2 separate regions of the Homo sapiens genome follow, and region 1 is linked to region 2. Evidence: chromatin loops called from intact Hi-C (ENCODE). Cell type or tissue: Calu3. All regions are shown on one strand. Each heading gives the region's core, and the rest is flanking DNA. Links, peaks and the distances in the headings are about the cores only.

Region 1 (16,411 bases), core at 8,412-16,411, 260 kb after region 2:
AGGTACAGCCTACACTATTCTACATGACAGCCCTGAGGCAGGCATGGCTGGCAACCCAGCCTTACTGGTGAGAAAAGCGAAGCACAGAGGTGAGGAGTCTGCAAATTTTTTTTTAACTTTTTTTTTTTTTGAGACAGGGTCTTGCCTGTTGCTCAGGCTGGAGTACAGTGGCACCGTCGTGACTCGCTGCAGCCTCGGCCTCCCAGACTCAAGACATCCTCCCACCTCAGCCTTCGAAGTAGCTGGGACCATAGGCATGCACCACCACATCCTGTTAATTTTTTTTTTCTTTTTTTTTGAGGCAGAGTCTCACTCTGTTGTCCAGGCTGGAGTGTAGTGGTATGATCTTGGCTCACTGCAGCCTGTTTCCCAGGTTCAAGCAATTCTCCTGCCTCAGCCTCCTGAGTAGCTGGGATTACAGGCACGTGCCACCACACCTGGCTAATTTTTTTGTATTTTTAGTAGAGACAGGGTTTCACCATGTTGGCCAAGCTGGTCTTGAACTCCTGACCTCAAATTATCCATCTGCCTCAGCCTTCAAAAGTGCCGGGATTACAGGTGTGAGCCATCGCACCTGGCCTCACACCCTGTTAATTAAAAAAATTTTTTTTTTGTAGAGATGGGGTCTCCTTGGGTTGCCGAGGCTGGTCTCAAACTCCTAGGCTCAAGTTCTCCTCCCACCTGGGCCTCCCAAACTGCCGGGATTACAGGCATGAGCTCCTGCGCTGGGCCTAGAGTTTGCAAGTTTGAAGCCTAGGGAGCATGTAGCCGGCTTTCAAATGTAGATCTTATTTATATTCACATATGGTGAGGCCAGGAGATCAGGATCTGATTGCTATCGAAAGAATAATTGTTACTCACAGTTCCCAAGTAGAGAGGGCGGGTCATACCAGGCAGGGCCAGGAGTGGAGGCCTCAGGGTGGTCAGAAGGCAGAGTCAGGGAGGGGAAAATGTAGGCAGGAGCATTTGCTGTGTTTCTGAGGGAAGGAATGGTCGAGGCAGGGTAGGAAGCAGGCCTAGAATTGGCTACTGTGAATAATTTCAGTGGGCTTGTCAGTGGGGTGTAAGGGCTGGGGAATAGTGGCCTGGAGCGTGAGAACCCTGGAAGGGCCCTGTAAAGGGAATAGTTGGAAAATAGACTCTGGATTGGTTGGTTGGTATACAAAAGGCATGCTCACAAGTGAGTCCCTTACCATCTCTAGCCATGGGAGGGGCAGTTTCTCTAGGGTCAGCAAAGCCCCAAGATGTCAAACATCAGAATAAAGACATGCTTAATACAAAGACAAAGCCTAGGTTCTGAATCCCTTTGCCATCATTTTTTAACCCTTTCTCTGTCAGTGGCTTTCAAACCTTTGCATTTCTTTTCCTCTGGCAGGGCACCCCTTTTCCTAAGTGAAATCTTGAGGCAGCCCAGTCTGTTAAAGAACGCTGCTCTGGCAGAAGGGAATTGTGGGGAGGGACCCTATCACCTGGCACCAGTTCATTTTTATTTTTAATTTTTTTTTGAGAGACAGGGTCTCACTCTGTTGCTCAGACTAAAGTGCTGTGGTGTGATCATGGATCTCTGTGGCCTTGAGCTTCTGGGCTTGAACAATGCTCCCACCCCAGCCTCTCAAGTAGCTAGGACTACGTGTGCACACCACCATGCCTGACTACCCGTTCATTTTATTTTATTTTTTATTTTTATTTATTTATTTTTATTTTTTGAGATGGAGTCTCGCTCTGTCACCCAGGCTGGAGTGAGTGCAGTGGTGCAACCTTGGCTCACTGCAACCTCTGCCTCCCGAGTTCAAGTGATTCTCCTGCCTCAGTCTCCCGAGTAGCTGGGACTACAGGTGTGCGCCACCATACCTGGCTAATTTTTGTGTATTTTTAGTAGAGATGCGGTTTCAACCATATTGGCCAGACTGATCTTGAGCTCCTGACCTGTGAACCTCCTGCCTCAGCCTCCCAAAGTGCTGGGAGCCACTGCGCCCAGCCCCCGTTCATTTTAGAATCAGTCTTCAAGGCTGCCCCACGGAGAGTCTTCTGGTCCCCCTTAACAAGAGCAGAAAAGTAAAAGGATAGGCAGGGGCAGGGCACTTGGGGTGGCTACTCAGTGGTTATGTGGCCCTGGGTCAGTGCCATCCCTCTCTCCTTTTTAAACATCTTTATTGAGACATAATTCACATAGTATACAATTCACCCATTTAAATTGTACAATTCACTGGCTTTTAGCATATTTGCATAATTGTATATCTATCACCACAGTCAGTTTTAGAACATTTTCATCACCCTAAGAAGAAACTCCTTAGCTCAGGGGTCCCCAACTCCTGGGCCACAGACTGGTAAGAGTAATGGTCCACAGCCCAGCCTGTTAGGAACCTGGCCGCACAGCAGAAGGTGAGCAGTGGGCAAGCGAGTGAAGCTTCATCTGTGTTTACAGTCACTCTGCATTGCTCGTATTACCACCTGAGCTCCACCTCCTGTCAGATCAGCAGTGGCATTCAAGTCTCATAGAACCATGAACGCTATTGTGAACTGCGCATGCGAGGGATGTAGGTTGTGCCCCTTATGAAAATCTAATGCCTGATGATCTGAGGTGAAGCTGAGGCGGTGATGCTTGCCCTGGGGAGTGGCTGCAAATACAGATGAATGTTAGCAGAGAAGTTTGCCTGCACAGAGACCATCATAAATCAATTGCTTGCAGACCCATATCAAATCCCCATCAGTGAGTGGCAAGGGAAAATTAAGCTGAATCTGGTGGCAGGTTTTATGGTGGCAAGTGAGTCAATGTACTTCAGTTGCACAGCTGCCTTGAAAGTATCTTTGAGACAACTTCAAGTCTCTGTACGTTCTGGATTAAAGTCAAGGCAGAATGTCCTGAGACTGCCAGAAAAACACTGAAAAGCCTGCTTCCGTTTCCAACATCCTATCCTTGTGAAGCAGGGTTTTCCTCAGTGAACCAAAATGAGATTATGGAGTAGACTGGGCATAAGCAACACACTTAGGGTATCCCTGTCTCCCAAACCCCCTAGATGGGACCGTCTAGTTGCAGGAAAACAAGCTCAGGGCTCCCACTGATTCTACATTATGGTGAGTTGTATAATTATTTCATTATATATTACAATGTAATAATAATATAAATAAAGTGCACAATAAACTGTTATGCACTTGAATCATCTGGAAACTACCTCCCATCCTCCAGCAGTCTGTGGAAAAATTGTCTTCCATGAAACCAGTCCCTGGTGCAAAAAGGTTGGAGACCACTGCCTTAGCTGTTCTCTCACCCTGATTTCTCCTCTCCCCCAACCCTAGGCAACCAATAATCTACTCTCTGTTGCTTTCAATTTCCCTATTCTGGACATTCCATATGAATGGAATCATTTACTATGTGATCCTGTGTGGTCTTCTATGACTGGCTTCATTCACATAGTATGTTTTCAGAGTTCATCCATGTTGTAGCATGTATCAGAACTTCATTCCTTTCTATGATTGAATAATATTTCGTTGTATGGACAGATCACATTTTGTTTATCCATTCATCAGTTGATAGACTTTTGGGGAGATTCCATTTTTGGGTACTACGGATAATGCTGCTATGGACATTTTCGTGCCAGCTTTCGTGTGGAGGTATATTTTCATTTGTCTTGGGTGTCTACTAGCTAAGAGAGGAATGGCCGGGTCATGTGGTGTCCATATGTTTAATTTTTTGAGGAACTGCCAAACTGTGTCTCAAAGTGGCTGCCCCATTTGACATTCCTACCAGCAGTGTAGGAGGGTTCTGATTTCTCCACATCCTTGCAAATACTTGTAATTGTTCATCTTTTTATTCCAGCCATCCCAGTGGCCGTGAGGAGGTATCTCATTGTGTGTGGGTGTTTTCTTTTTGAGACAGAATTTCACTCTTGTCACCCAGGATGGAGTGCAATGATGCAATCTTGACTCACTGAGATTACAAGTGTAAGCCACCGCGCCCGGCATCAGCCATGTGTTTTTCAAAAAAAATTTCTTTTTTCTATTCTGTTTTTTGAGACAGGCTCTCTGTTGCCCAGGTTGGAGTGCAGTGGCACGATCTCGGCTCACTGCAGCCTTGACCTCCCAGGCACTGATCCTCCTACCTCAGCCTCCCAAGTAGGTGGAACTACAGGTGTGCACCACCACGCCTGGCTAATTTTTAATAGAGACAGGGTTTCACCATGTTGTCCAGGCTGAAATTTTTATTTTTTGTTTTTTGAGACAGGGTCTTATTCTGTCACCCAGACTGGAGTGCAATCTTGGCTTACTGCAACCTCCACCTCTCGGGTTCAAGTTATTCTCCTGCTTCAGCCTCCCGAGTAGCTGAGACTACAGGTGCACACCACTACACCCAGCGAATTTTTTTATTTGAAAAAAATGTTTAAAAAAAATTTTTAGGCCAGGCTCAGTGGCTCACAGCTCTAATCCCAGCGCTTTGGGAGGCCGAGGCAGGTGGATCACGAGGTCAAGAGATCGAGACCATCCTGGCCAATATGATGAAAACCCGTCTTCACTAAAAATACAAAAATTAGCTGGGTGTGGTGGCGCACGCCTGTAGTCCCAGCTACCCGGGAGGCCGAGGCAGGAGAATTGCTTGAACCTGGGAGGCGGAGGTTGCAAAGAGCTGAGATCGTGCCACTGCACTCCAGCCTGGTGACAGAGTGAGAATCTGTCTCAAAAAAAAAAAAAATTTTTTTTTAAAGAGGGTCTCCCTCTGTTGCCTAGGCTGGTGGTGCAGTGGCACAATCTTAGCTCACTGTAACCTCAAACTCCTGGGCTCAAGTGATCCCCCTGCCTCAGCCTCCCAAAGTGCTGGGATAACAGGTGGGAACCACCTTGCCTGGCTCCAGTGTGGTTTTGATGCACACTTTCCTGGTGGCTCACCTTCCCTGCTTCTCTTATACTCTCTGCAAAGGGAGAATCCAGAGGTTTCTCAAGTTCCCTGAGGGGTGCTGTCACGCCCCTTTCCTCCCTGTCACCACACTCCCTACTCCCCACCCCCCACCTACAGCTGTGATTCTCCATGGTGCTGAGAGGAACCCTTCGTGAACTCAGGATGTCAAGCTAGAGAGACCTTCATCTTCATCCAGTCCAAACTGCTAAACTATCTGACAGGTGAGGAAACTGAGGCCCAGAGGGATGTGGGTTACTTAATTAATGGTGCCTGGCATGTTAGTGGCAGAGCTGGGTTGAGACCAGAGAATCCATGCTTGCACAGGGGACAAGGAGCTCTGGGTTTGATTCTAGACTGTCGCCATGACTGTGCCCTCCCTCCCTCCCTCCCTCCCTCCCTCCCTTCCTTCCTTCCTTTTCTTCCCTTTCTTTCCTTTCTTCTTTCGAGACAGGGTCACACTCTGTCACCCAGGCTGAAGTGCAGTGTTGAGATTATGGTTCACTGCAGCCTTGACCTCCTGGGCTCGAGTAATCTTCCCAGCTCAGCTTCCTGAGTAGTCGGGATTATAGGTGTGCACCACCTCCAGCTAATTTTTAAATATTTTTGTAGAGACAGGGTCTCACTCTGTTGCTCAGGCTTATCTTGAACTCCTGGGCTCCAGTGATCCTCCCGCCTTGGCCTTCCAAAGTGCTGGGATTACAGGCATGAGCCGCCACTGCCGGCCTTGTGGGCCACTTTCTGAACCTTTCTGAACAGCAGTTTCCTCATCCATATAATGGAGATGATACCTACCCTATGGGGTTGTTTTGAGCATATAAAATATTTAATATAGTAAGTAAATAACTTATTTAATTTTGGAATAATTACTATTTAAGTGCCTATGATAAAAGAAAGTCAAATAGTACAAAGGAGTATAACGTGAAAAAGAAACCTCTTTCTCCAACCCCGTCCTGGGGGCCACCATTACCACCAGACTCTTGTCTTTTCTGTCAGATCTCTTCTATGGATATAATGGAAGTTATTTATCACATGGGACCTTAGAGTTGGAGATCATTAACTTGCCTGCTTTTCTAAGCTGGTCTTTCCCACTTTGCCCCTTCAACCCCCCTTCTTGTGGCAGCACACAAACCGTGGGCCTCCCTTATTTGTCCAGCTCCCCCTTCCCAAGCCCCCTCCACCTGGTAATGATTTCCTAGAGCGTCTCCCAGGGGTCTCCATGGGGACGTTTCCTGCTCCAATCTCCATGGCAACTCTTCAGGTTGCCATGGTGACACTTAAGCGATTATTTGGAGACCCTTAAATAAATCACCCGTGGTGGTATATGCTAGACGTGTTTGGCTCTGGCTCTTGTGTTTGGGGCCAGGGTTGGGGCCCAGGCCCGAAGGCAGAAAATGTGGGGAGGTGGGAGATGGTGGTCAGAGCCCGATGCCCTTGGTCTGGCCCTGTGAGGGGCCCTCTTTGGGCAAAATTGGAATTGAGCCTTTTGTGAAGTGGTGGGAGGACAACAGGCAGTTATGCTTGTGCAGTCCTTAAATAGGGAGACCCTGCAGCCAGCAGGACATCTTAACTCTGATCAGGATGGGGGCAACTTGGAGCTATGCAGTAACCAAGCAGGGATTCCACTCCAGGCCTGCTGGGCTCCAAGGCCCTCACTCCTCCTTGACGTCAAATTCTAAAAGGGAATTTAAGATGGAATCCACTCCTTCATATATTCATTTATTTGACCGATGTGTTTAAAGTGGCTACTATGTGCCAGGCACTGTGTGCTAAGCATTGGGAATACAGCAGTGAATTAAAAAACAAAACCCCTGTCCTCATGGAGCTTATATTCGACCAGCGAGAGGCAGACAATTAGCAAAACAAAACATCCATGGCCGGGCGCAGTGCTTCATGCCTGTAATTCCAGCATTTTGGGATGCCAAGGTGGGTGGATCACCTGAGGTCAGGAGTTCGAGACCAGCCTGGCCAACATGGTGAAACCCCATTTCTACTAAAAATACCAAAATTAGCCGGGCATGGTGGTGTGTGCCTGTAATCTCAGCTACTTAGGAGGCTGAGGCAGGAGAATCATTTGAACCCAGGAGGCAGAGGTTGCAGTGAGCTGAGATCATGCCATTGCACTCCAGCCTGGGCAAAAAGAACAAAACTGTCCCCCCTCTCCCCATCCCCCCTCCAAAATGCAAAAAAAAAAAAACCACCCAGGTTAGACAGTAGTTTCAGTATTAGGGAAGGGGCCTAGAGAACAGCAGGGTAAGCTGTGGCACACACTGACACCAGGGCCGGGTTGGGGGGGGGTCCCAGGCACCGTCTTGGGGCTCAGCTTCAGGTCCCAGGACAATTCCTGAAAGGTAAGAGGGTGAGGTATGGAAGGAGCTAGCCAATACTTGAGACTCCATCAGCAGTGACCAGCTCCCTCCGCGTGTTCTGCCTAAGCGATGTACAAAGCTTTCCAGCTTCTAGATGCCTCACGGATGCTTGGAAGCAGAAATGCATGGCTGAGACTTTAATCTCCACTATATAGACTGGGAAACAGATGCAGAAGGGAGGCAGCCTGCCGAAGGCAATGCCGCTAATGGCAGGCAGAAAGGTGGCTAGAACTGGAGTCATGGCTATCCCAGTCCAGGTCCATTTCTGCCAGACCAGTGGATTTATCACCAGATCTGCAAATTCATACTTCCCTGAGTGCTGTCTTACTGAATAAGTAGCTTATCTTGTACATGAGGAAGATCATGTTGTCTATGGGGAGAGATTGTGATTTACCTGTAACACCAGTGTCAGGTGATTATACCATGCTCCCTGACTCGGAGCTTTACTGCAGGCCACTCGGGTCAGGCCTGTTCCTCGGTGGTGGAACAGACTGCAAGGTACAAGAACAGGCTTCTTCTAGCCTCCGACTTCCCCAGCCCACTGGCACTCCTCCCAGAAATGAAGTTTGGAAGCACAGGCCTACTTAAGGCCTGGACAACCCAAAAAGCTTCCTGAGAAGGTGATGAGACTCGGGTCTGGATACACTGGGCTCTCTTCATGTTTTTTCCCTTTCCTTTCTTTTTCTTTTTTTTCCCCCTGAAACAGGGTCTTCTTCTGTCACCCAGGCTGGAGTGCATTGGCGCAATTTTGGCTCACCGCAGCCTCTGCCTCCCAGGTCCAAGCGATTCTCATGCTTCAGCCTCCCGAGTAGCTGGGACTACAGGCACATGCCACCATGCCTGGCTAATTTTTGTATCTTTAGTAGAGATGGGGTGTCACCATGTTGGCCAGGCTGATCTCGAACTCCTGACCTCAAGTGATCCATCTACCTCGGCCTCCCAAGTGCTGGGATGCTGGGATTATGGGTGTGAGCCACTGCACTTGGCCTTTTCTTTTTTAAAAAAATTAGATCCATATTTTTAGGACGAGTTCATTTGGCTGGTGAGTTGTTCCATACTCCTTGGCAGATTCCAGCTTCCATGACTACCATCCTGCTTCTCTTTTCTGAGTGTGGACTATCCACCTTCATACAGGTCTCAGGGTTGGGGCCAGGCTAGCAGGAAATAGAAAATCATTTCTGGTTAGCCTAAGCCCCAGGAAGCATTTACTGGAAAGTTCTTGGAGAGTAAATGGAGGAGCTGAATGGCCAACCCCTAGGCTATGTGGCTACTGAGCATGTGAAACTCGCTATGTGCTAAGTGTAAAATAGACACTGGAATTGGAAAACTTAGTATGAAAATAAGAGTGTAAAATATCTCAGTCATTTTTATATTGATTACATGTTGAAATGACATTTTGGGTACGTTGGGTTAAATAAAATGCATTGTTAAAATTAATTTCTCATTTTTTCTCCCTAGGCTCAGGTGATCCTCCCACCTCAGCCTCCCAAGTAGCTGGGATTACAAGTGCGTGCCACCATGCCTGGATAATGTTTTGTATTCTTTGTAAAGACAGGGTTTTGACATGTTGCTCAGGATGGTCTCAAACTCCTGGATTCAAGCAGTACTCCTGCCTCAGCCTCCCAAAGTGCTGGGATTACAGACGTGAGCTACCATACCTGGCCAATACTAGATTTAAAATTACATATGGGCCAGGAGTGGTGGCTCACACCTGTAATCCCAGTACTTTGGGAGGCCGAGGTGGGTGGATCACGTGAGGTCAGGAGTTCAAGACCAGTCTGACCAATATGGTGAAACCCCATCTCTACTAAAAATATGAAAAAATTAGCTGGGCATAGTGGCGTGTGCCTGTACTGCCAGCTACTTGGGTGGCTGAGACAGGAAAATTGCTTGAACCCAGGAGGTGGAGGTTGCAGTGAGCCAAGACTGCGCCACTGCACTCTAGCCTGGGCAACAGATCAAGACTCCATCTCAAAAACAAAAACAAAAACAAATTACATATGACTTACATAATTACTGTCATCTATATTACTATATACTACAGTACTGCTGGACAGTGCTGTGACTAGATTAATTCCACAAGGAAAAGAGCCATAGGAATATTGCTCATCATTCTAAACCCAGGACCTGGTATTGGCGCCAGGATATAGTAGGGGGTCAAAAAAGTGTTATTTGTTGAATGAATGTTTGACAGTCACATTTTCCATCAGCCCTGAAACATTTTAAACAGCCTGCAAAGGGAATGTGATCTAATTTAAATGTCAGTTTATATATTTAAAACAAAACAAAACAAAAAAACCCCACCGTAACTCAAGCATGAAATTTGCAAGAAGGGGAAAGGAAAAGGGAGAATGAAGGGATCAGGGTCTCAGTCTCTTTTTTCTGAGGGATTAGGGGGATATTCTGACCTTTGTCAAGCCAAAAAAGAAAAAAAGAAAGGTCCTGCCCATCAGAGGCAGAGATACGATCATCCTCCACTTCCTGTGGCCCTCCCCCTCTTTCTTTGCTAACAGAGGCGTCTATTTTTAGCTAGGCACATGGCCACCCAGAGTCCAAACATTTTCCAGCCTCTCTGGAGCTGGGTTTGGCTACGTAAGTTCTGGCTCATGGGATGTAAACAGAAGTGTCAAGTAACTTTTGGGAACTTTCCTTAAAGGGAAGTGCTATGTCTCTTTCCCCTTCTCCTGGCTGGAATGCCTAGAACCTCAGCAGCCACATTGAACCATGAGGAATGGTGGAGGGGTGGTGTAGCAGAAGGCTGGGAGGGGCCTGGGTCCCTCCCCGACAACTTGGTGAACTGTCGTATCAGCCTTGGAATGCCTACTGTGGACTTTTCATGTCAGAAAAGAAAATCCTATGTATTTCAGGCTTGTTGACTTGCATTTTTTGGTCACCTTGTCCTAACTGGTGACTGGTGCCTACCAGCCTTACGTTGCTATCACTGGAAGGGACCACTCAACTACCTTGAGAACACTCAAGTACCTTCCCGGACAGGGTCTGCTCCAAGATGACTGGATTTCTTTACCATCAGCTGTTGATTTATTTTTTTGAGACAGGGTCTCACTGTGTTGCCCAGGCCGGAATGCAGTGGATCTTGGCTCACTGCAGCCTCCACCTCCTGGGCTCAATTGATCCTCCCACCTCAGCTGGGACCACAGATGTGAGCCATGATGCCCAGTTAATTTTTTTGTATTTTTTGTAGAGATGGGGTTTTGCCATGTTGCCCAGGCTGCTAGGTATTGATTAAAAAAAAAAACAAAAACTGGCAAGACCTTCAGAAGGTACAAAATTAGAAAGGTACAATAGAACAGAGTGAAGCCTGGGCAACATGGTGAAACCCCATCTCTACCAAAAAAAAAAAAAAAAAAAAAGAAAGAAAAATTAGCTGGGCAATGTGCCTGTAGTCCTACTCGCTCTGGAGGCTGAGATGGGAAGGACTGCTTGAGCCTGGGAGGTGAAGAGGTTGCAGCGACCCGAGATCATCACGCCACTCTACTCCAGCCTGGGCGACAGAGCATGAACCTGTCTGGGAAAACAAACAAACAAAAAACATAGGGTCACTTCCTACCTCTGTCCTTGTCATACCCATTTTCTGTTCCATTCTTCTTCTTCTTCTTTTTTTTTTTTTTTTAACAGGGTCTCACTCTGTTACCCATACTGAAGTACAGTGGCGTGATCTTGGCTCATCACAACCTCTGCCTCCCAGGATCAAGTGATTCTCCTGCCTCAGCCTCCTGAGTAGCTGGGATTACAGGTGTGTACCACTAGTACCCGGCTAATTTTTGTATTTTTAGTAGAGACGGGGTTTCACCATGTTGGCCAGGCTGGTCTTAAACTCCTGACCTCAAATGATCCACCAGCCTCAGCCTCCCAAAGTGTTGGGATTATAGGCATGAGCCACTGTGCCCGGCCCTAATATATTCTTTTAAAGAGAGAGAAAAATGTTAAGTTCTCCCTTATGGGATACCTTCTTACATAATCTAAATACATAGCTGTTGTCAACATCCATACCTCTACAAAAAAACCTGCCTGTCTGAATTATTCTGGTCTTACTACCTGTGACTCTAAAATGAGATCACGCTTACCTTATGGCCTGCATTAAAGTGTTCAAGCCCTCAACCACACAGTGGCCACATCCATCCCCTTCCCGAACCCTTCTCCCCCCCCATGTAAAATACTTCCCACGACCTACTGATTGAGCAGACAGCTGGGTAGTCATTATGTCTAGGGAGGCTGGATCCCAAGTCCACCAAGCTCCACTTAGGGTCAAATAAAGAGAGCCAGGGGATTGGTTTTTAGTTGTGAATTCACAGACCATGTTTTTCAGTAAAAAAAAAAGTCACTGTATTAATAATTGCAAACATTTAATGTGTATTATGTGCCAGGCACTGTACTAAGACCTTTTTATGTGTAATCACGTTTAAAACTCACAATGACCCAATGAGTCAAACACTACTAAACAGTATTCCTAGCTTATAAATGAGTAAAGTGAGGCAAGGAGAGGTTAAGTAATTTGTTCATGTGCACCAGATGGAAAGGGAGAATTGACGCTGGGCATGGCGGCTCACGCCTGTAATCCCAGCACTTTGAGAGGATTGCTTGAGCCCAGGTGTTCGAGACCAGCTGGGCAACATATAGCAAGACCTGTCTCTATTTAAAATAAAAAAAAAAATTATAAAAATAAAAAAAAGAAAGGGGGAGTTGGGATTTAAATCCTGACACTGATTGTAGAACTCAGGCTCTTAACAAGATGACCCTGACCAGATGGTAAGCTCCATTCATGCAGGGACCTTCCCCAAGGGCCTAGTGCACTGCCTGGCACAGAGCAGAAGTGTAGCAAATATTAATGGATTCAAATGTTCACACGCTAACACTGCCAGTAGGTTGAGGAAAGGATGGTGGCAACGTTTCCCAGTGACTGCAGGCTTGTGTCCTCGCTCAGGGCACACTCCCCAGAATCCAAGCCTAAGGTAAGGAGGCCAAATTAGTGTCATGAGAGGCCCTGTGGGAGGGGTTGGAACCAGAGGGCTGCAGCCACAGAAGGACCTTTCTTTACCCTGGTGGGCCTGATGTGCCCACGGGAGCACAATCCCTTGATCTGCAGCTTCCACCCCAGAGTGTGCTGGACACACTTCTGCACACTGAACCTGAGCCTTTTTGCTTCACCCGCTTCTGTGGAATTCCTTTTAGATGTATTAACATCTTTTTTTTTTTTTTTTTTTTTTTTTCTGAGATGGAGTCTCGCTCTGTCTCCCAGGCTGGAGTGCAATGGTGTGATCTCGGCTCACTGCAACCTCTGTCTCCTTGGTTCAAGCAATTCTCCTACCTCAGCCTCCCCAGTAGCTGGGATTACAGGCACGTGCCACCACACCCAGCTAATTTTTCTATTTTTAGTAGAGACGGGGTTTCACCATGTTGGCCAGGCTGGTCTCCAACTCCTGACCTCAGGTGATCCACTCGCCTCGGCCTCCCAAAGTGCTGGAATTACAGGCGTGAACCACCGTGCCTGGCCAGATGTATTAACATCTGATTCACCTATTGTGTTTACTGCTGCACCCCTAATACCTAGAACAGTGCCTTGGAAGTAGCAAGCCTTAAATCTTTGTTGAATGAATAAAAGTTAAGCTATGCACCTGATCCTGGCCAGACGGCCCTTCAGACTCCAGACTTGAGTCCTTTCAGCGCCTCCTACTGGGACTGGATTAGCTGCATCTCAGAGGGCACTTTATTTCCTACATTTCTAAGTCACAGGGGTGGGGGTAACTGGGGCATTCACTGTTGACCTCCAGCACCCGAAGAGGTGAGCTCCTGACGGGGGTTGGTTCTCATTCTAGGAGTTAGAACTCATACAAGGCCAACGTCCTTTTTCACAACCCATAAGGATGATTCTGCTATAGTTTTAGGTAACGCAAATATTTCCTCTCTTGGGTTTTGGCTGAAAAATAAAGAGGTCTGCCAACAGACAGCAAAAATCAAGAAAAGTAAACATACAATGCCAGGTTCAATCAGACATGAATCAATGGGAATACACATGGATAAACCCTGAAATAGAAACACGGCACCATAGTTTAACTGACACATATATATACTGAAGGACTCCAGAATGTCTCTCCCACCCCTAAAGTGCTGAACACTGCAGGGAGCTGTAACTGAGTCAGGAGCTATTTTAATCTCCCTTGTAAAAAAGACGTAAAAATGGCAAAGAACTGGACAGAATGCTAGTCAAGAATTTGTAACTATTCATGGATGAGATGGAATTCACACGTATTTTTATTTCTTCCAAGCAGGTACAGAGACTCAAATGTAACCCTTTGAGCTCTCATGCTTGAGGATGTGCTGCTACCTGGCCTTTGAGCTCTGTGCTGGCATAAAGCCCAAGGCCTGGGCAGGGCAGATGATCAAAGTAGGGAGAATTTTAACACCAGTCATGGGACACAGTGGGGAGCACAAACAGTAGGGTTTACCAGGCAATGCTGTTGATGTTGATAGTCCTAGCAAGGCTGGCAGTTCCAGGAGGAGGACCAGCACCTCCAGGACGTATGACTTCCCCCCCTACCCATGGGTGATGTGATCCTTCACATAACCATTCTGCTCCAAGGTCTGCCTTGTTCTCAAGTGCTATACGCTGATTCGCACCCATCACAATCACACACGTCTCACACAGACTCCAGACCCTGCAGCGCCCAACTGAGTACTCACTCACGCAAGGTGAGGCTCCTTGGCGGTGCCATCTTTATTATTCCCAGCCACAAGTTATAGCCACAACCTCTCTTCCATTTAAAGTGTGCGTCACCCGCAGAAGACAACAGGTGCCGGAGTTCACTCCTATGATTCAATTCTACCCTCCCCTGGCCTTTGCACGGATCCCAGTGGTCCTGGCTCGGATCAGGCCTACAGCTTACTTCCCAGGCATGCTTCCAGGAAGGCAGTTGGGGTGGGGGGTACCCCTTTATGGCTCTTCCCAGGTTACATGAGAACTGGTGATCTCGGTGGGGTCTCAAGTAGAAGCCCTGAATTAGTGTTCATTAACAAACTTAATCCTTTGTCCTAAACCAGGCTCTAGCTCAATTCAAAGATAAAGGGGGGTTAAACATTAAGAAAAATGGCATTTTTTTTCCACATCACTGATACCCCAAGAGAAGTTAATAGGTCTACCTTGTAGATGCAGGGAAATCAAAAGGTCAAACTATAATTTTTTATAAAAACTAATTTTTTTTTACGCTTAATTTTTTTCTTTTTTTTTTTTGAGACAAGGTCTTGCTTTGTTGCCCAGGCTGGAGTGTAGTGGCACGATCTTGGCTCACTACAACCTCCACCTCCCAGGCTCAAGTGAACCTTCCACCTCAGCCTTACCAATAGCAGGTACTACAGGCATGGGCCACCATGCCTGGCTAATTTTTGTATTCTCTGTAGAGACGGGGTTTCGTCATGTTGCCCAGGCTGCTCTCGAACTCCTGGGCTCAAGTGATCTGCCCCCCTCGGCCTCCCAAAGTGCTGGGATTATAGGTATGAGCCACAGCACCCAGCCCAAACTACAAATTTTAATAGAATTTTAAACCCAACCACTGGCCAAAAATCACTCGGTCACGAATTCCTAATCCACAATCACATCAGTAGGAAGGGAAAGCACTCATTCTAACACAGATCCAAGAACCAATGGCTACCCCGGGTACCTTAACAGCATCAACTCAGAACTTAAAAAATCAACTAGAGATCATCCAAGGAACGTAAGTATAATTCTACAAAAAACCATCTCATCCCCATTGCAGCAGGCCCCAAACTCCAGTGAGGCTTCCATAGGCCATGGAGAATGGGTTTGGCTCTTGTCACAGGGTAGAGCCCCATGATAGGGGTCTGAGGTAGATGAAAACAACAGGGTAGCCAGGGGCATCTATAGAAGATGTTACAGAGCTGCCTGGGCCTCATGACAGTTGCACCTCAGTTACAAATCCCAGACGGCTCTATTTGCTTAAACCAGTTTTTCCAGTGACGCTTACATGCTGACTTTCTTGGTTTCTATAGATGCTTGGTTTCAAAAATAAAACTAAAATAACAAAAATTCCAAATCCCTCAAATGGAACAAATAAATAATAGTAACAATATTTACATAAGTATGTCACATTGAGAGATTCCAGCATGACCAAGGAATGGAAAATCCAAGAATGTGCCCTGGCCTGTGTGGGGCTCAGGCCTGGCTCATCGTCAGGTGTGAAGACACCATGGGGAGCCGATGGATGTATGCAGTGAGCTGGGATGGACCATGACACCTGGCTGGGCTTTAAGTCCAGGGAAGCAGTGTGTGCACGAGCTGTGGGGCCGTCTATAGATTAGGTTTCAAGCAAGCAAACAATAAAACCCTCAGCTCTCCCGAGCAGCGTGGCACAGTCAGGGTCACTGGTGTGAGCTGCACCCTATCAGAGGAGAAGCTGCTCCTGGGGATGCCAAGAGGGCTTCTCTGATTGCTGGCATAGGTGGGGACCTCAGGACCCCCGTCCCAGGGAGCACAAAACTCTTTATACATCAGCTGGAGACAGGACAAGGAGTCAAGGTCAGGCATGGTCCCCTCTTTCTTTGGACTATGTGACAAGGGGGATGTGGAATTCATTTGTGTCGAAGATCAGGGGCCTCTTGGGAGGGTTCGGGTCCCTGTCAGCCTTGTGAAGCAGCTTGAAGAGCCCGGTTCCAATGTTCATTGGGATTCCCATGATGATGCACTCAGACACCCCTGAAACCAACCAGAATGAACATCAGAGAGCCTCTAAACACAAGGTACATTTTCACGAAGAAAGACTATTGGCTTAAGTGTCAGAAAATTAGGATGTGAGTCCCAGCGCCACTCCACATCAACTGAACTTTGGCAAATCCCTTTCCTTCCCATCTAAAAAGGGTGGCTGTGGAGTGCAGACAGGGGGATTCTGCACTTTCAGGGAAGGGCAGGGCTTGCTCACAGCCCAGGAGCTTGTTGGAGACAGAGTCAGCTCCTCCAGTTCTCCTCTCCCACCTGAGCCAAAGGCACCCTGGGAGGGCCCTGCCTTTGAGAACACAACTTAGCAAGAATACTGAAGGATGCTTAGGAAACTCTAAGTTTGCCACCCAGTGCTTCCTTAACTTAGAGCCTCCAAGAAAAGCAAACAACTGGGACAGTAGTGAGCAG
Region 2 (16,510 bases), core at 3,958-11,957:
CTTCTCAAGAGTCTCTCTTACCGGGGTTGTTGTGAGAACCTATGAATCCTGAAGCCACCACAGCTCAAGCCTCAGGATGAAGCCAGCACCAGGAGAAGGACAGAGCTGAGAGACACACAGAGAAACCATAGTGTCAATGTGTCCAGTCTGGACTTTTCACTTATAGGACCCAATAAATCTCCTTTATTATTTAAGCCAGTGCTATGGTTTGAATGTTTGTCTCCCCCAAAATGCATGTTGAAATTTAATTGTAACAGTATTAAGAGGGGAGGCCTTTGAGAGGTGATTAGGCTGTGAGGGCTCTGCCCTCATGGGTGGAATTAATGTCCTTATGACAGGGCATATTTGGTCCCTTTTGTGTTTCTGTCTTGCCCTGTCTTTGTCCTCCCACCTTCTGCCATGTGGTCACACAGCAAGAAGGTCCTCGTCAGAGGCCAGCACCTTGATCTTGGACTTCCCAGCCTTCAGAACTATGAGCCAATAAATTTCTGTTCATTATAAATTATCCAGTCTCAGGTATTCTGTTAGAGCAGTGTAAAACAGACTAAGACAGCCAGTCTTGGTTTTGTTTTATTTTGCCTGTTTGCTGCAAGCATCCTAATCGCTATTCAGCTTAAAATTATGTAAAATTACTTTTATTTATATTATCTTATTTGATCCTGACAAAAAACCTCTCAAAGTGGTCAAGAGTTATAATAGCTGAGGAAATTGAGAGCCAGGATGTTGAATGCTCAACATCACATGATAGAAAAATGGTGACAAGGATGGGACTCAAACCCAAGTTTCCTTGGTCTGAGTTCAGTTTCCTTCTCATTGGGCCATAATGCCTGCAAGGATAGGCAAGCAGAAGGTGTTCTGATGACTGAAAAGGAGTTGTCCACACTACAGATGCACCATGGTCTGAATGTTTGTATCCTCCCCAAATACATATGCTGAAACTAATCCCTAATGTGGTGGTATGCGGCAATGAGGCCTTTGGTAGGTGGTTAGGTCATGAGGGTGGAGCCCTTCCAAATGGGATTAGTGCCCTTATAAAAGAGACCCCAGAAAGACCTCTTGCCCCTTCCACTATGTGAGGACACAGCCAGAAGGTGCCATCTATGAACCAGCAAGCAGGTCCTCACCAGACACCAGATCTGCCAGTGCCTTGATCTTAGACTTCCCAACCTCCAGAACTGTGAGGAATAAATTTATGCTGTTTATAAGCCACTCAGTCTATGGTATTTTGTTACATCAGTCTAAAGCCACCCTGGGATGTAGTCAAAGCTTTGGGGATGACATTAAAAGGGCGGTGCCCATGGCCTCCCGAAATCATACCAGGGGATCTTGGGCTTATCAGGCTAGTGGCACTCAAAACCAAGCACCCAACAGTTGGATTTTTATGGGGATTCCACCTGCTAAGTGGAATCCCTGGAGGGAGACACCTGGAGGAAACTAATGAGCTGTTTTCAGAGTGCATAGACCAAGGAGACTGGGAGTGAGTCTGGTGAGAACCCATTGAATATGGGCCTGAAGGTTGGCATTTGTAAATTAAACCTAAAAGCTAAAAAAAAAAAAAAAAAAAAAAAAAGGTCGAGAATACTTTGTGACTACTAGCAGCATCAGCATCCAACCTAGGATATCCTTTCCCCAAGCCACTCACTGACATTTGAAGTTCCAGAAGTTATGGTAATTCCTTCAACTTTACAATTGAGATGCAGCTCCTGTCTCACCCCTCACCACCCCTCGGGAGCAGGGAGCTACTCAACATTGATAGTCACTTATTCTTTATTATTACTGAGTTATTGCTCCTTTCCTAGAAGACAGGGAAGTGAGATTATTGTTGGCAGGGGGGCAGTGGGCAAGACAGGAAGGATCCCCAAAAGAAAGGGTGTTGTCAGCCGGGCGCGGTGGCTCACACCTGTAATCCCAGCACTTTGGGAGGCTGAGGCACGTGGATCACCTGAGTTTGAGACCAGCCTGGCCAACATGGAGAAACCCTGTCTCTACTAAAAATACAAAAATTAGCCGGGCATGGTGGCGGGCACCTGTAATCTCAGCTACTCAGGAGGCTGAGGCAGGAGAATCGCTTGAACCCGGGAGGCGGAGGTTGCAGTCAGCCGAGATAGCGCCATTGCACTCCAGCCTGGGGAACAAGAGCGAGACTTCATGTCAAAAAAAATAATAAAATAAAAACATAAAAATAAAAAAAGAAAGGGTGTTGTCACCATGACTTTGGGAACAGCTGCTCCCTGGATGTCCTTGGGCCTCCCTCTTGTCTGACCTGGCACAGGGCAATCACCACTGGACTGAAGAAGTGGCAAAGAAGCCCACTAAACCAGTCTGATGCTAGAAAGAATGAATCCTTCACCTCCCACAATTCCTCCCTAAGGCCTGCCGCCCAGAAAATAAACGCCAAAGGGAAGAAACATTTCCATTTCCGTCTATTGACCTCAGAGCCTCTTCCAACCCAATGTTTTGATGTCACTGCCTGTAGGTGGGCTGAGTCCTGCTATGACTGAGAGGGGCTGACCCTGAGCCAAAAGTGGAGGCCACAGCAGTTGACTTGCCTGCAGCTTTTTTGGGGACACTTAGGTTTCCCAAAGTTTATTAGGCAGAAGGACAGGAGGAACAAAACACAAACTGGCCAGCTTTTTGGGGAGAACAGTATGGTCAACGTAAAGTCAGGTGAACAATCCTAGCCACATCGGATCAATACAAGGGACAATAAAAAACCAAAAAATATCTCCTTACTTTGTGGAACACAATTCAGTGGAGTCTAACAGACCTGGTTTTGAATCAGGCTCTGGATGTAACCTAACAATGTAACCTCAGACACGCTACTTATGTTCTCTGTATACCAGATTCCTCATCTCTAAAGAGGAGGTGATGATAGCAAATGAGGAGAAACTGAAAGCTTTTCCTCTAAGATCTGGAACAAGACAAGGATGCCCACTTTCACCACTGTTATTCAACATAGTACTGGAAGTCTTAGCTAGAGCAATCAGACAAGAGAAAGAAAAAACAGGCATCCAAATTGGAAAAGAAGAAGTCAAATTATCATTATTTGCAGATGACATGATCTTATAGTCAGAAAAATCTAAAGACTCCACCAAAATACTATTACAACTGATTAGCAAATTCAGTAAAGTTGCAGGATACAAAATCAACATACAAAAATCAATAGCATTTCTATATGCCAACAGCAAACAATCTGAAAAAGAAGTTAAGAAAATCATCCCATTTACAATAGCGACAAATAATTAACCAAAGAAATAAAAGATCTGTACAGTGAAAACTATAAAACACTGATTAAAGAAATTGAAGAGGACACAAAAAAATGGAAAAATATTCCATGTTCATGGATTGGAAGAGTCAATATTACTAAAAGGTTCATACTACCCAAAGCAGTCTACAGACACAATGCAATCCCTATCAAAACACCAATGACATTCTTCACAGAAATAGAAAAACAATCTTAAAACTTACATGGAACCACAAAAGACACACAACAATCAAAGCTATCCTAAGCAAAAAGAACAAAACTGGAGGAATCACATTATCTGACTTCAAATTTTACTACAGAGCTATAGTAACCAAAACGGCATGGTACTGGCATCAAAACAGACACATAAACCAGTGGAACAGAATAGAGAACCCAGAAATAAATTCACATATCTACAGTGAACTCATTTTTGACAAAAGTGCCAAGAATATACATTGGGGAAAGGGCAGTCTCTTCAATAAATAGTGCTGGGAAAGGTGGATATCCATGTGCAGAAGAATGAAACTAGACCTCTAAGTCTCATCATATACAAAAGCAAATCAAAATGGATTAAAGACTTAAATCTATGACCTCAAACTATGAAACTACTAAAGGAAAACATTGGGGAAACTCTCCTGGACATTGTAATGGACAAAGATTTCTTGAGCAATACCCCACAAGCACAGGCAACCAAAGCGAAAATGGACAAATGGGATCACATCAAGTTAAAAAGATTCTGAGAAGGAAAGGAAACAATAAAGAAAGTGAAGAGACAACCCACAAAATGGGAGAAAATATTTTCAAACTACCCATCTGATAAGAGATTAGTAACCAGAATATATAAGGAGCTCAAACAACTTTATAGGAAAAAATAAAATAAAATAATCCAATTTGAAAATGGGCAAAAGATCTGAATAGACATTTTTCAAAAGAAGACATACAAATGGCAAACAGGCATATGAAAAGGTGCTCAACATCACTGATCATCAGAGAAATGCAAATGAAAACTATAATGAAATATCATCTCACACTAGTTAAAATGGCTTTTATCCAAAAGACAGGCAATAACAAATGCTGGCGAGGATGTGGAGAAAAGAGAACCCTTGTCCACTGTTGGTAGGAATATAAATTAGTACAACCACTATGGAGAACAGTCTGGAGGTTTCTCAAAAAACTAAAAATAGAGCTACCATATGATCCAGCAATCCCACTCCTAGGTATTTACCCAAAAGAAAGGATATCAGTATATCAAAGATCAGTATATCTGCACTCTCATGTTTACTGCAGCACTGTTTACAATAGTGAAAATTTGGAAATAGTCAAAATTCATCTGTTGTTCATCAACAGATGAATGGATAAAGAAAATGTACAGATACACAATGGAGTACCATTCAGCTACAAAAAAAGAATGAGATCCTATAATTTGCAACAACATGGATGGAACTGAAGGTCGTTATGTTAAGTGAAATAAGCCAGGCACAGAAAGACAAACATATGTTCTCACTTATGTGTGGGAGCTAAAAATTAAAACAATGAAACTCATGGACACAGAGAGTGGAAGGATAGTTACCAGAAGCTGGGAAAGGTAGTGGGGGAGTGAGGGGAAGTGGGGATGGTTAATAGACCCAAAAATATTATTAGAATGAATAAGACATAGTATTTGCTAGCACAATATGGTGGCTATAGTCAAAAATAATTTAATACATTTAAAAATAACTAAAAGATTATAATTGGATTGTAACACAAAAGATAAATGCTTGAGGTAATAAATACCCCATTCTCCATGCTGTGATTAGTATTCAGTTCATGCCTGTATCAAAATATCTCATGCAGCCCGTAAATATATAGACTTGCTATATACCAACAAAAATCAACAATCAAAAATTCATTAAAAAATAAATAAAAAGGAAGTGATTATAATGATGCTACCTCACAGAAATCTTAAATGAAATAATGCTCATAAAGTACTTAATACAGGGCCTGGCACACAATACATCGTATTCGTCCATTTTCACACTGCTATAAAGAAATACTGGAGACTGAGTAATTTATAAAGGAAAGAGGCTTAACTGACTCACAGTTCCACGTGGCTAGGGAGGCCTCAGGAAACTTACAATCATGGTGCAAGGCAAAGGGGAAGCAAGGTCCTTCACATGGCGGCAGGAGAGAGAAGAGTGAGGATTAGGGGGAAGAGTCCCTTATAAAACCATCAGATCTCATGAGAACTCACTCTATCACTACAACAGCATGGGGGAAACCGCCCCCATGATCCAATCAGCTCCCACCAGGTATCCCCCTAGGGATTATGGGGATTACAATTCAAGAAGACATTTGGGTAGGGACACAGCCAAACCATATTATACATGTTCATTAAACGGTGGCTCTTATTTTTGTCTTGGGTCAGAGAGAATGGAGGCAGATGGAAAATATTGCAAAGAGAAGAAAAGTATAAATTGTGGGGGCAATGGGGATGGCACTGGCATTTTTTTGAACTTTAATAATAACATTGCAAACCCAGTAAATGGTTACCAGACCTAAGTTTGAACAGGCAAGGTGTTTAATACAGCTTGTTGATTGGATTTACGGGTCCTTCCGGGCCTTTCATGGAGCTTGGGCCTGCTTTCTACCTTTATTGCTTCTGATGCCTAAGGCTAACTCCCCAGGGCAGCTTGACTCCCAACAGGGAAGTCTCATTTACCAAAAAGTCTCAGTGATTCTGTTTTCCCTGTCTTTTTTGCTTTTATTATTGTTTTTATTTTTTTAGAGACAAGATCTCGTTCTGTTGCCCAAGCCGGAGTACAGTGGTATGATCATAGCTCGCTGCAACCTTAAACTCCTGGGCTCAAAGGATCCTCCTGTCTCAGCCTCCTGAGTAGCTGAGAGTACAGGCACACACCACCACATCTGGCTAATTTTTAAATTTTCTGTAGAAATATGAGTCTCATGATGTTGCCCAGGCTGGTCTCTGACTCCTAGGTTCAAGCGATCCTCCCACCTTGGTCTCCCAAAGTGCTGGGATGACAAAGCCTCCATGCCCCACTGTCATGATGATTCCGAATCACCTCCAGCAAGGGACACCCTCTTCTTAGGGCTGAGAATAACTGCCAATGAGGAACCATGGATTTGGAGGCCCTTCAAGGGTCAGATCTTGGTTCCACCAGGTTCCCATCCTCACCTGTCATCAATAACCAGCACCTTGGTCTCCTTGTCCCCTGCCTTCAGCATCCCTGGCAGATTCCTGATGGTGACACTCCCAAGGCCACTTCACAGGATGGACCCTCATGGGTCATCTGGGCCAAACGCCTCCATGATAAAGCATAAGCACCAGAGAGGAGGTGGACTTGTCTAGGTTACACAGGAGGCCTGGGGTTGCTATTGGGCTCACCCAGGTCTAGGGAGCCCAGGACAGCAGTCATCACCACCCCACTCTCAGTAACACTGTGCTCTTCAGTATGTAGACAGCTCACATCTATGCCCCATGCATGATTTACAAATGTAAAGACCATGCACAGGAGCTGGCTTAGCAAAAATTGATAAGCAGCAGCCCTGGTTATCATTACTGTCACTGTCCTTGTATCTCATAGCTTCATACTACACCCAAGTCACCATAGGCATGGGCATCTTTGTTTTATAGTAGGAAACCAAGGTTCACACCTTAGCCTGCAGGACTTTGTAAAAACCCTGCTGTGGGTAAAGAGCCCAAAATGGCCAGCCCCTCAGCCTTTTGCTCCCAACCCCCAAGCCCTTTCTCCTCCAGGGCACTGCCTCCCACCCTCGTCTGGTCAGGGGAGGCCACCAGAGGAGGAGTACTGGCCTGGCAGGGAACACTGGCAGTCTCGGCCCTTCACCAAACAGCAGGGGAAAGGCAGCAAGCCCCGCCCCGGTGGCCCCAAGATATGGGTGCCAGGAACCCGTCATTCAGAGACCACAAATGAAGAAAGCAGGGAGGCCAGCCCAGCCAGGCACAGCTCACCCCACCCTGCTGGGAAAACCCATTGTGTTTCACCGGGCATCCTGGGGTGCTGTTGTGGGCCAAGAATGACACTTGCCTCACGCCATCAAAACCAGAAGGGTATCCTAAGGGGAGTAGGCTCGCCCCGCAGAGCCACACTAGATGGAAGCAAGGCGAGTAGCCAGGGCAGAGCCCACCCCCCGCACCTCCCTCCCCACAGCCTGTGTAGACACACAGGCCGGCAGAGTCACCGGGGCAGCAGGTAGGAAGGGCGGTTCAGGAAGCCAGGTACTTACCACAGGGGAGCATGGTCTCTTCAGCCTCACCCTCAGGTTCTCACCGTGGGCTCCACTGGGCATCCATAGGACCCTGCAGTTGTGGGCAAAACCGGGGAGACCCATACAGACATCGTTTTCCTGGGGAGAAAGAAAATTCGATTTCATCAGAGTCCTAACCCTGTGCATGCCTTGCACAGGGACAGACGGAAATAAGCTTCCTCCCTACCCAGGTCATGGGCCTCTGCACTCAGTGACAAAAATGGGAGAGCACAGAGCCAGCTCCCCACACCCGCTGAAAAAACAAGGAGTCCCTGAGGCCTCATGTTCAATCCCACCCCCACCCCCCTTTTTAAGCCCTGTCAACTCTTTCTCGCCTTCAGTCATCAGCTTAGGTGCCTCTTCCTCCAGGAAGCTCGCCTTCATCTTCCCGGGCTGGTTTAAGGGCACTTTCCGTGCCATGTGCTCAATTCCTTGTGTCCCCACTAAACCTCAGATCCCACAGGAGCAGTGGCGGTGTCTGCCGGGTTCTCGCTCTGTCTTCTGCTCTGCTAAGGTGCCTGGCACACCATGCTCTCGATCCCAGATGAGTGAATGAACTAATGAATGAATGAATAGCAGCACCACATCAGGCTGCTCTCACATAACCCACATGGCTAAGGAGAGGTCTACGTTTTATTTTTTAAGAAGGCAGAGCTCGAGGGGGCCTTGAAGTCACATCGCCGGCTGCTGAGTCTACGAACAGGGAAGCAGCCGCAGTCCCCGAAAGGACCCGTCCCAGCGAGCCAGGGCCTGGTTTTCCTTCCGCAGAAGGCGGAGGGACCGGAGCGGGCGCGGGCACCCCTGGGCTCTGAGGGGCGCGCTCTGAAGGGCGGCGGACTTCAGGGCCATGCTGGCTGTCCCCAGAAAGCAGGAGCCCGAAACCGCGGGGCCAACGAACGCCCACATTCTCTGCTACAACCTCGCCACTCCCCTGCGCCTCTCCCCTTGCCCCCTGCCCCCACAGGTAACGCCCAGAACGAGTGCTTCTCCCGGTGGGGTACTGAGGAGCCTGGGCTGCAGCTGCCGAGCCGCCACAGCCACGCTGAGCCCGGCCTGGCCTGCACACTGGCGCCACCGCCTGGCGGGGAGCGGGACTGACGCGCTCCTCTCCCTCTCCTCCAGCCCAGATCACGGAGGCGCGGAGCTCCATCTCCTGCCCTGGGCGAGGGGAGTGAGGGAGACAAAGACTTTGGGCACAACACCCACCACATAGAACCTATTCTCTAGTTGGGAAACAAGTCAAGGCAAAGGCGCACAGAGTGAAAGTCAGTGTGTGAGCAAACAAAACACCAGCCAGCAGAGGTTAAGCTTCTATGCAAACAGGCCTGCCTGACTCAGGGAGCAGGGGAGACTGAGGCAGATGAGAAGCTCCCGCCGAGGCCACCAGGATGCCCAGGCCTTGGGGCTCCAGGAAACGTGGTCTCCACGCTCAATCTCGGCTCAGCCTTCCCCAGAAGATGCCTCTAGCCGGACAGAGCTGGGTTTTAATCATGCCGCCTTCATAAGCCAGGTGCATGATCTCTGGCTAGTTAACTACAGGTGCATTTCCTTAACCTATTTAAAAAAGGGGTGGGGGGATGGTTAGGAACTCTTGCCTGGTTGTGTTGTTGTTACAATTAAATCATGAATATGGAGCATTTGATGCAGTGCTCAGAATAGAAGCTACTCTTAAAAGCAATCCACTCATAATAGGGAACGAAGGTTCTAGAATGGCTACTTTTTAAAACTATAAATCAGAACAGATTCAATATAAGAACATCACTCTCAATTCTTACTCACTTCCATTCTGGAGTAGCAGAGAAAGAAGCAGAGGGGCCACTGGCTGCAGAGGGAATGGCCCAGAGCTCACAGCCTGTCCTGGTTAAGTGGCAGCCATGGGGAGGCCCTAGAGAAATGTCACCAAGAACTGTGGAGACAGCAAGGAGTAAATGCTAGCACTGATTGTCTGCCAAATGCCATTCAATGAACTACATTCTTTACAAGCATTGACTCATTTACTTCTCACACCACCCCTACAAATAGGTGTCATTATCATCCCCATTATTTTAGAGATGAGAAAGCTGGGACATTCACAGATTGGGGACCCAGACCAAAGTCACACTGCATCTAAGCAGCAAAACTGAAATTGTAGCCAGGTGTTCTGGCTCCAGAGCCTCTGCTCCCAACCACCAGCCAATACCTGCCTCTCTGATCTGGGAGCTATATTCATTCCCACTTCTCAGGCGAGAAAACTGCTGTTCAGAGCGATGAACTCTTGCAAGGTCACACAGATAGTCACTGGCAGAGCTGTGATTTTTAGTCTTGAGCTTTCTCCCTAATTCAACTTGGGATAGAGAAAGTAAAAGCTGGCCAGGCGCGGTGGCTCACGCCTGTAATCCCAGTACTTTGGGAGGCCAAGGCGGGCGGATCACGAGGCCAGGAGATTGAGACCATCCTGGCTAACACGGTGAAACCCCGTCTCTACTAAAAATACAAAAAATTAGCCGGGCGTGGTGGCCGGCGCCTGTAGTCCCAGCTACTCGGGAGGCTGAGGCAGGAGAATGGCGGGAACCCAGGAGGCGGAGCTTGCAGTGAGCCGAGATAGCGCCACTGCAGTCTGGCCTGGGCGAAAGAGCAAGATTCCGTCTCAAAAAAAAAAAAAAAGAAAAGAAAAGAAAGTAAAAGCCAGCCCCTCTCCAGCCGTCAGAATTACAAAAGGTGAACCGGGGACCTGTTGGCAATCACATTTCCGACCGTGTAGCAGAAGCTGGTCTATGGTAAGAGACGATAAAACCACCACACAGAGAGAAGCAAAGATGAGGCTCCGCCAACAGAGTTCAAGTCCCAGTTCCGGCCATTCCTGAAATCCAGCTGCAACCTTCCCTTTCTAAAACTTGGTTGTTCAAATTCAGGGTTTGACTCCAGGTGTCAATAAAGCCCCACTGTGTCCCCAAGTTGTTACAAGTTGGGGAATAGTCAGTTGCAACCAAAATGTGCTCTGCCACAGAAGGTGACATATGGAAACAAGAGGCAGAAACCCAGAAGTCCAGAGGATCTGGAAAAATGAGAGGAAAGAGAAGCCGAGAGCAGCAGAAAGAACAAAGGGTGCAAAGCTATAAAGAGCCTTTTGCCCATCTTGCCAAACCATCAGCTCTCTCACTTGTCCCTGAGCTTGCTGCTTCTGCCCACAGACTGCTTCCCAAACAGCTGTGAAAATATCGTGAACTGGTGCTTTTGAACATTTCCTCTTCCAAATGCATGCAAGTTTCACAGCCCCCTGAGTCCCACACGTAGACAATCACTTATACCAATTCCTCCTTCCGATAAATGTTCATGCCAGCTAAAATAACTCCCCATCCTTCAGATCCCCCCACACCAAGTAGTCTCCCTAAGTGCGTGTTCTTCCTGCCCCCCACTCCCCCGCACCCCTCCAGCAGGGTGCTTCTGGAAAGGCAGATGGCATGAGTGGAGAGCTGACCCCCAGCTCAGTCTTCAGGAAGGCAGGGCTGTTGATGAGTCAGCGGGGTCTGCACTGAAGCATCTGGCCCAAATTACCAGGATGAAGACTTTTTCGGCAAATTGCTCACAGCCCAACAGGCAGCACTCCACGCAGACCACCCCAGCGCTGCTGTTAGTCACGCGTGCATTTTAATTTAGCTACAGAAGAGGAAGGAGCAAAGAGCACAGAATAATCCTCTCCTTAGAGAGGAAAATGGGACCTCGGGAGCTTGCATGGCTTCCCTCAGGTCACTCAGCCAGTCAGAAAAGAAGCGCTCAGCAGGGGCAGGCTCCCTGAGCGTGTCCTAATCCTAGTCCTCGCAGAACTCTGGTCATTCTGGGATCAGCATCTGCAGTGGTCACATTCCTCACCTTCCCCCTGCCTCCCACCACCGTCACTTGACTTTCTCTCAGAGCTCAAACTAGAAGGGATCTGGTTCAGTTCCATCAACCATTCATTCATTCACTCATCCATTCAAAGTGGCGAGGCTGGAAGGGGCCTTAGGGCTCATCTGGCCAAATCCTTCCCATCCGGTGTTCACTGGGCTGTTTGACTCTAAGCCACAAACATTGACTCTAGCTAACTGAAGCAAAAGAAGACTCAGAGTTTATTTAAAGTAAAAGAAGAAGCTCAAAGAATTGGAAAATTTTTTAAAAAGCTGAAGACTTGTGTCCTAATAGGACAGGCTCCAGGGACCTTAAAAGCATGAATTTAATGATCTATAGAGTGCATCTTCTAGCACTTTTCCACTGGTGTCTTCTGAGTGGGCTCGTTCATGAACAAAACGTTTTCCCCTTTCTCTCTCTCCCTTGCCTCACCCATGGCTGCTTCTAGGTGGTGTAGCAGGCAGGGAATGGGCAGGGAATGTAAAATAAAATACATGGCCTCTTGAGGGCTCATGCAGACAGATTGCTGGACCCTACAGAGTTCCTGATTCTGGGGTAGAACTCCAGAATTGTGCATTTTTAACAAGTTCCCAGGCGATGCCAATGTCGCTGTTCTGGGCACCATACTTTGAGAATCACCACTCTAAGGAAACTTCACTTAAGTTTTGTGTCACACTTAGCTGGGGAGCATGGGGCACGCTGAGAAATAGTCCCCACCACAACTGTACTCAGTGGGATCACCAAGTCCCACAAGGCTGAAATCAATGGGATTTTCAAATGAAAAACAGGATACTATGACTAAAAGAGAGGATAGATGTTAGGCAGGAAAAAACACAGAGGTACACTGTGCCCCTCCCCAGGTGACATTTGAATGTTCGTGACATCTCCACCAGGTGGCCCCCTGGCTTAGGCTTGAGTTCCTCCAGTGACAGAAGGCTCACCATTCCACCATACCCAATCTATTTGTGGATGCTCCGATAATTACTAAGTTCTGAGTCTTGTGACACAAGACTCAGAGTTACAATTCCCCTCTATGTAGCAACTCTTCAAATAATTGGGGGTAACTCTCAGGCTTCCTGGGGTCAGTGGGTTAAATCTCTCCAGCTACTTCTGCAGTTCTTCATGAGACATGTGGAGGATCCTCCTTGCAATCTTGAAGGAGCCCAAGATCTCTCTTTGTTGGGCAGGTGACACCTTTATTGCAAGCCTGGTATCTGACAGGCCCAGTGCTTCTTCTGGCAACACAGTAGCAAAAAAGGCAAACACTGTGCCTACTCTCATGGAGCATTAGTGAGTAATCAAAATGGAACTGTGTTCTACAGATAAGTTCTCTTCAGCATGCAACAGTGAGGCTATCACCTCCCTCATTCTAATTAACATGCTTCTATTAATGCAACCTGAGATGACATCAGGTTTCTCAGCAGCCACATCCTACCATTGACTTCTTACCATTCTTCAGAAATCTTTAGAAACATTTACAGTGCGCCCAACCCTATGCTGGATGTCACAGGAGTGCAACAGAAGCAAGAGGCCTGGTCTCAGCCTCTTTAGAAGCCACTGTTAGTCTCACTGAAATGTTGGTTAACTGGCAACTGGACAAGATCTTCAGGTCCCAAAGGAGATCCTCAAGGAGTCATCGTCACTGATTCCAAATCCAGGGTCTCATTAGGAGCACATGGACCCTCTGCATCAGCAGAGCCTCTACTGGGGGCCAGGCCTCCAGGCTGAGAAGTCTGGCCATTATATGTCTTGAACTTCCTCCAACTGCAGCAGACGGGGGCTCCCTGTGCCACCCCCTCTAAGGGGTTTCCTGAATGGTCAGCTCTAAGGCAGGAATCAGGAGAGAAGCTGAGAAGCATCAAAGAATAATGAGCTGGAAGGAGCCTTGGCAATCCCAAGTCCAACCTTCTCATTCCACAGAAGACCCTGGGCCCCAAGAAGTGAAGGGGTGGTTCGAGTGCCCACTGTTGACAGATGAATCCTAGGATCCAGCTCCTCTCTTGCCATGAAACCCCATTCCCTGCCCACCACACACCACCCAGAAACAGCCGTGAGTGAGGCAAGGGAGAGAGAAAAAAGCAGACACATTTTGCTCATGAACGAGCCCACTCAGGAGACACCGATGGAAAAGTGCTAGAAAATGCACTCTACAGATCATTAATCAATTGATGCAACTTAAGCAATATATCAGGGGGAAAAACCTTTGTTGCCAATAATGGAAGCGCCTAAGACAGAACATTCTTCAGTGCCGGCTGGGCAACAGAAACAGCAGGCGGCCATAACTCAAAGCCCAGAAAGCTTTTGTTTTTAAACTTGCAATGCCAAGGAGGTGAGACAAGGGAGCCAATTCTCAGGGAGACAGGCCATGCGGAGCCAAATGCGTTCAGGTGATATACTGATCAGATGGTCCAGATACAGTTATTCTCAGAGGAATGATGGCTCATTAACGAGCCAAGCTGTTGACCACAGCTCTCCAGGAGAAGGGAAATGAGGGCTACGTGTTTTCAAAACCAGAGCTACACTCGATGTGACACAAGAACTAGACATGCATGAGTGTGGAGAATCACAGTGAATGGAAGGAAGCAAGACCCTTCTCTCCCAGACACCTTGATGTTGTGGGTTAGCCTTCATTAGAATAGGACTGATTCCTGGATGGGTGACATCATGAGCTAACACGTGTGTGCTGCTTACTACTTGCCAGACACAGTTTGCTATAGTTGGGATGTTTTTGCTCCAAATCACATGTTGAAATTCGATCCCCAGGGCTGGTGGTGATGGGCCTGATGGGAGGTGTTTGGATCTTGGGAGTGGATCCCTCATGAATAGATTAATGCCCTCCCTGGGGGATGGTGGAGGGATAAGTGAGTTCTCACTCTGTTCTCGCAAGAGCTTTTTGTTTAGAGGAGTGTGGCACCTCCTCCCTCCTCTCTCTCTTCCTCTCACCAGCGATCTCTGCACCCATAGGCTCCCTTTCACCTTCCACCATGGGTGGAAGCAGCCTGGAGCTCTCACCAGGAGCAGATGCTGGTGCCATGCTTCCTGCACAGCCTGCCAAACTGTGAGCCCAATAAACCTCTTTTCTTTATAAGTTATCCGGCCTTGGGCTTTCCTTTATAGCAACAGAAATGGACTAAGACACTGTGCCAAGCACTTTGTAAATATTAACTCCTCACAATAACACTGGGTGTGCTATGACTACCCCATTTTACATATGAGTCAACTTTGTCACAGAGAGGCTGAGGAACTTATCCAAGGTCACACAGCTAGTAGCACAGCCAGGTTAGGATTGAATCCAAGTAGCTCAGTTAGGAATGCCTGACTTCGCTGCTGTACCACTAACAGCTAGAAGAATAAGGAGTTGCTGCTGATGCTCCCAGCGTGCCCCCATAAATATACAGACTACTCTAGTACTCTGGTCTTCTAACCTGCCATTTGGGACCTGCCTAAGCTTTCCAATTTGAGGTGCTGTTCTCTGATATCACAAGAAAGTACCTCTATAAATTCTGGCCATGATAATATCTTTTCTTCCACTTGTTGATTACAGATCTCTGATGTACAGCCAAACTGCATTATTTGAGTTTTCTTAGCATATATAGAATTGACACATTGATATAATGTGTAATGGCCATTTACTTTTTTCCCCCTTTTTTTTTACTTCCCCGTAATATAAAGAAGAGCTGCATTTGATCCTAAACTCGAGTGGCCACCTCTGTATACTAAATGAGCCCCAAGGATAATCTGCCCCATTCATCAACACTTTCTAGTTTGCACCATGTTGGTGACTAAGGGGACACCAGGGGAGCAGATATGATCTCTACTGGCAATGAATTCAGTCTCCTGGGAAGATTCGGTGCAAACGATAGTTGCAATAAAACATGGTGAGTGCTATTGTAGGACTGTGCCTAAATGCTTCAGGAACAAAAAGAAAGAGAACCCAGCTCTTGAGATAGCAGCAGAAAAAGAGGTTCAGCAGGGAGACGGGGTCAGATTGAACACAGCTAAGGAGGCTGTGCAGTGTTACAGGAGTTGTGGGGGGGCGGTCTCTGGAAGGATCTAGGTAGGGGGATATTTTAGTTAGGAAAACCACCCCACCCTTCTACATGCATGGAGGGCAGGCTAGAGGGCAGCAGTGCTGGGAGAAAGACAACTAAGTAGGAGATGACGGGGCCAGGCATGGTGACTCACGCCTGTAATCCTAGCACTGTGGGAGGCCAAGGCAGGTGGATCACCTGAGGTCAGGAGTTTGAGACCAGCCTGGCCAACATGGTGAAACCCGTCTCTACTAAAAATACAAAAAACTAGCCGGGCATGGTGGTAGGTGCCTGTAATCTCAGCTGCTCCGGAGGCTGAGGGGGGACAATCACTTGAACCTGGGAGGCAGAGGTTGCAGTGAGCCGAGATCCCACCACTGCACTCCAGCCTAGGCAACAAGAGTGAAACTCCGTCTCAAAATAATAATAATAATAAGAAGAAGATGATGATGATGATGACGCATAGACCAGGCAGGAGATGAGAGTTAAACTCAAGCAGAAGCACTGAGGATGGAAAAAGAGAATGGATTAAATAAAAAGAAATCAGAGGTAATAAAAATGAAGGTTTTTTCCCCTGTGTGGTTCACTTGGACTTCACATTCATTTGCCATAAAATTTTGCATCTGACTTGATCCTGACTGAAGCATCGTGGAGATCTGGTTTTTAGGTTAAGTTCAAACTTCTGGGAAACACAAGTCAGACCGGAAGATCAGAGTTTCCATGCAGATATGATCTCTACTGGCAATAAATTCAGTTTCTGGAAAACATTTGGTGCTATCAGTCCTGTTTGCTTTTGAGCAAATTATTTGCATTTTCTGAAACTCAGTCTCATCATTTGTAAAGTGAGAATTATGATATCTACCTCTGCATCTTATGGCATAAGCTAACTTGGGTGCCAATATTGTCTCATCCCTTTTCATCTTTTCTAATAATGATAACAACAGCAACCTCCAACATTTACTGGGCACCTAATATGTACCAGGCACTATTCAACATGCACTAATTCATTTGATCCTCACAACCACCTTAGGAGATAGATTCTATTATTGTCACCATTCTGCAAATAAAGAAACGGAGGCAGAAAGATGCAGTAACTTGCCAA

The links. Hi-C counts contacts between places; a loop is a spot of excess contacts. Peaks named below come from ENCODE experiments on the same cell type or tissue, not always from the same donor. Only the 100,000 strongest peaks of a DNase experiment are listed, where the experiment ranks them.
Region 1: it touches region 2 in a loop (3-fold over the local background); 2 of 110 quality-filtered maps call a loop at or near these places.

What each region holds. Positions count from the first base shown.
Region 1 is chr10:77,961,645-77,978,055 of GRCh38, forward strand. It overlaps POLR3A (RNA polymerase III subunit A), which reads right to left. Exons shown (of 31, transcript NM_007055.4): 31 at 13,505-15,982. The coding sequence ends at 15,834. Among named protein-coding and RNA genes, the nearest start is that of DLG5-AS1, 43 kb to the left of the region's middle. RefSeq lists enhancers at 9,464-9,974, 9,607-9,901. In Calu3, for the core only: a CTCF peak has its summit at 12,966 (motif pointing left); a DNase peak (open chromatin) is centred at 12,947.
Region 2 is chr10:77,703,014-77,719,523 of GRCh38, forward strand. LOC105378372 (a long non-coding RNA gene) reads right to left here and starts at 7,675. Exons shown (of 2, transcript XR_001747510.2): 1 at 7,493-7,675; 2 at 1-105. RefSeq lists enhancers at 6,850-6,909, 7,280-7,469 and a silencer at 9,586-9,817. In Calu3, for the core only: a CTCF peak has its summit at 8,593 (motif pointing left); a DNase peak (open chromatin) is centred at 8,578.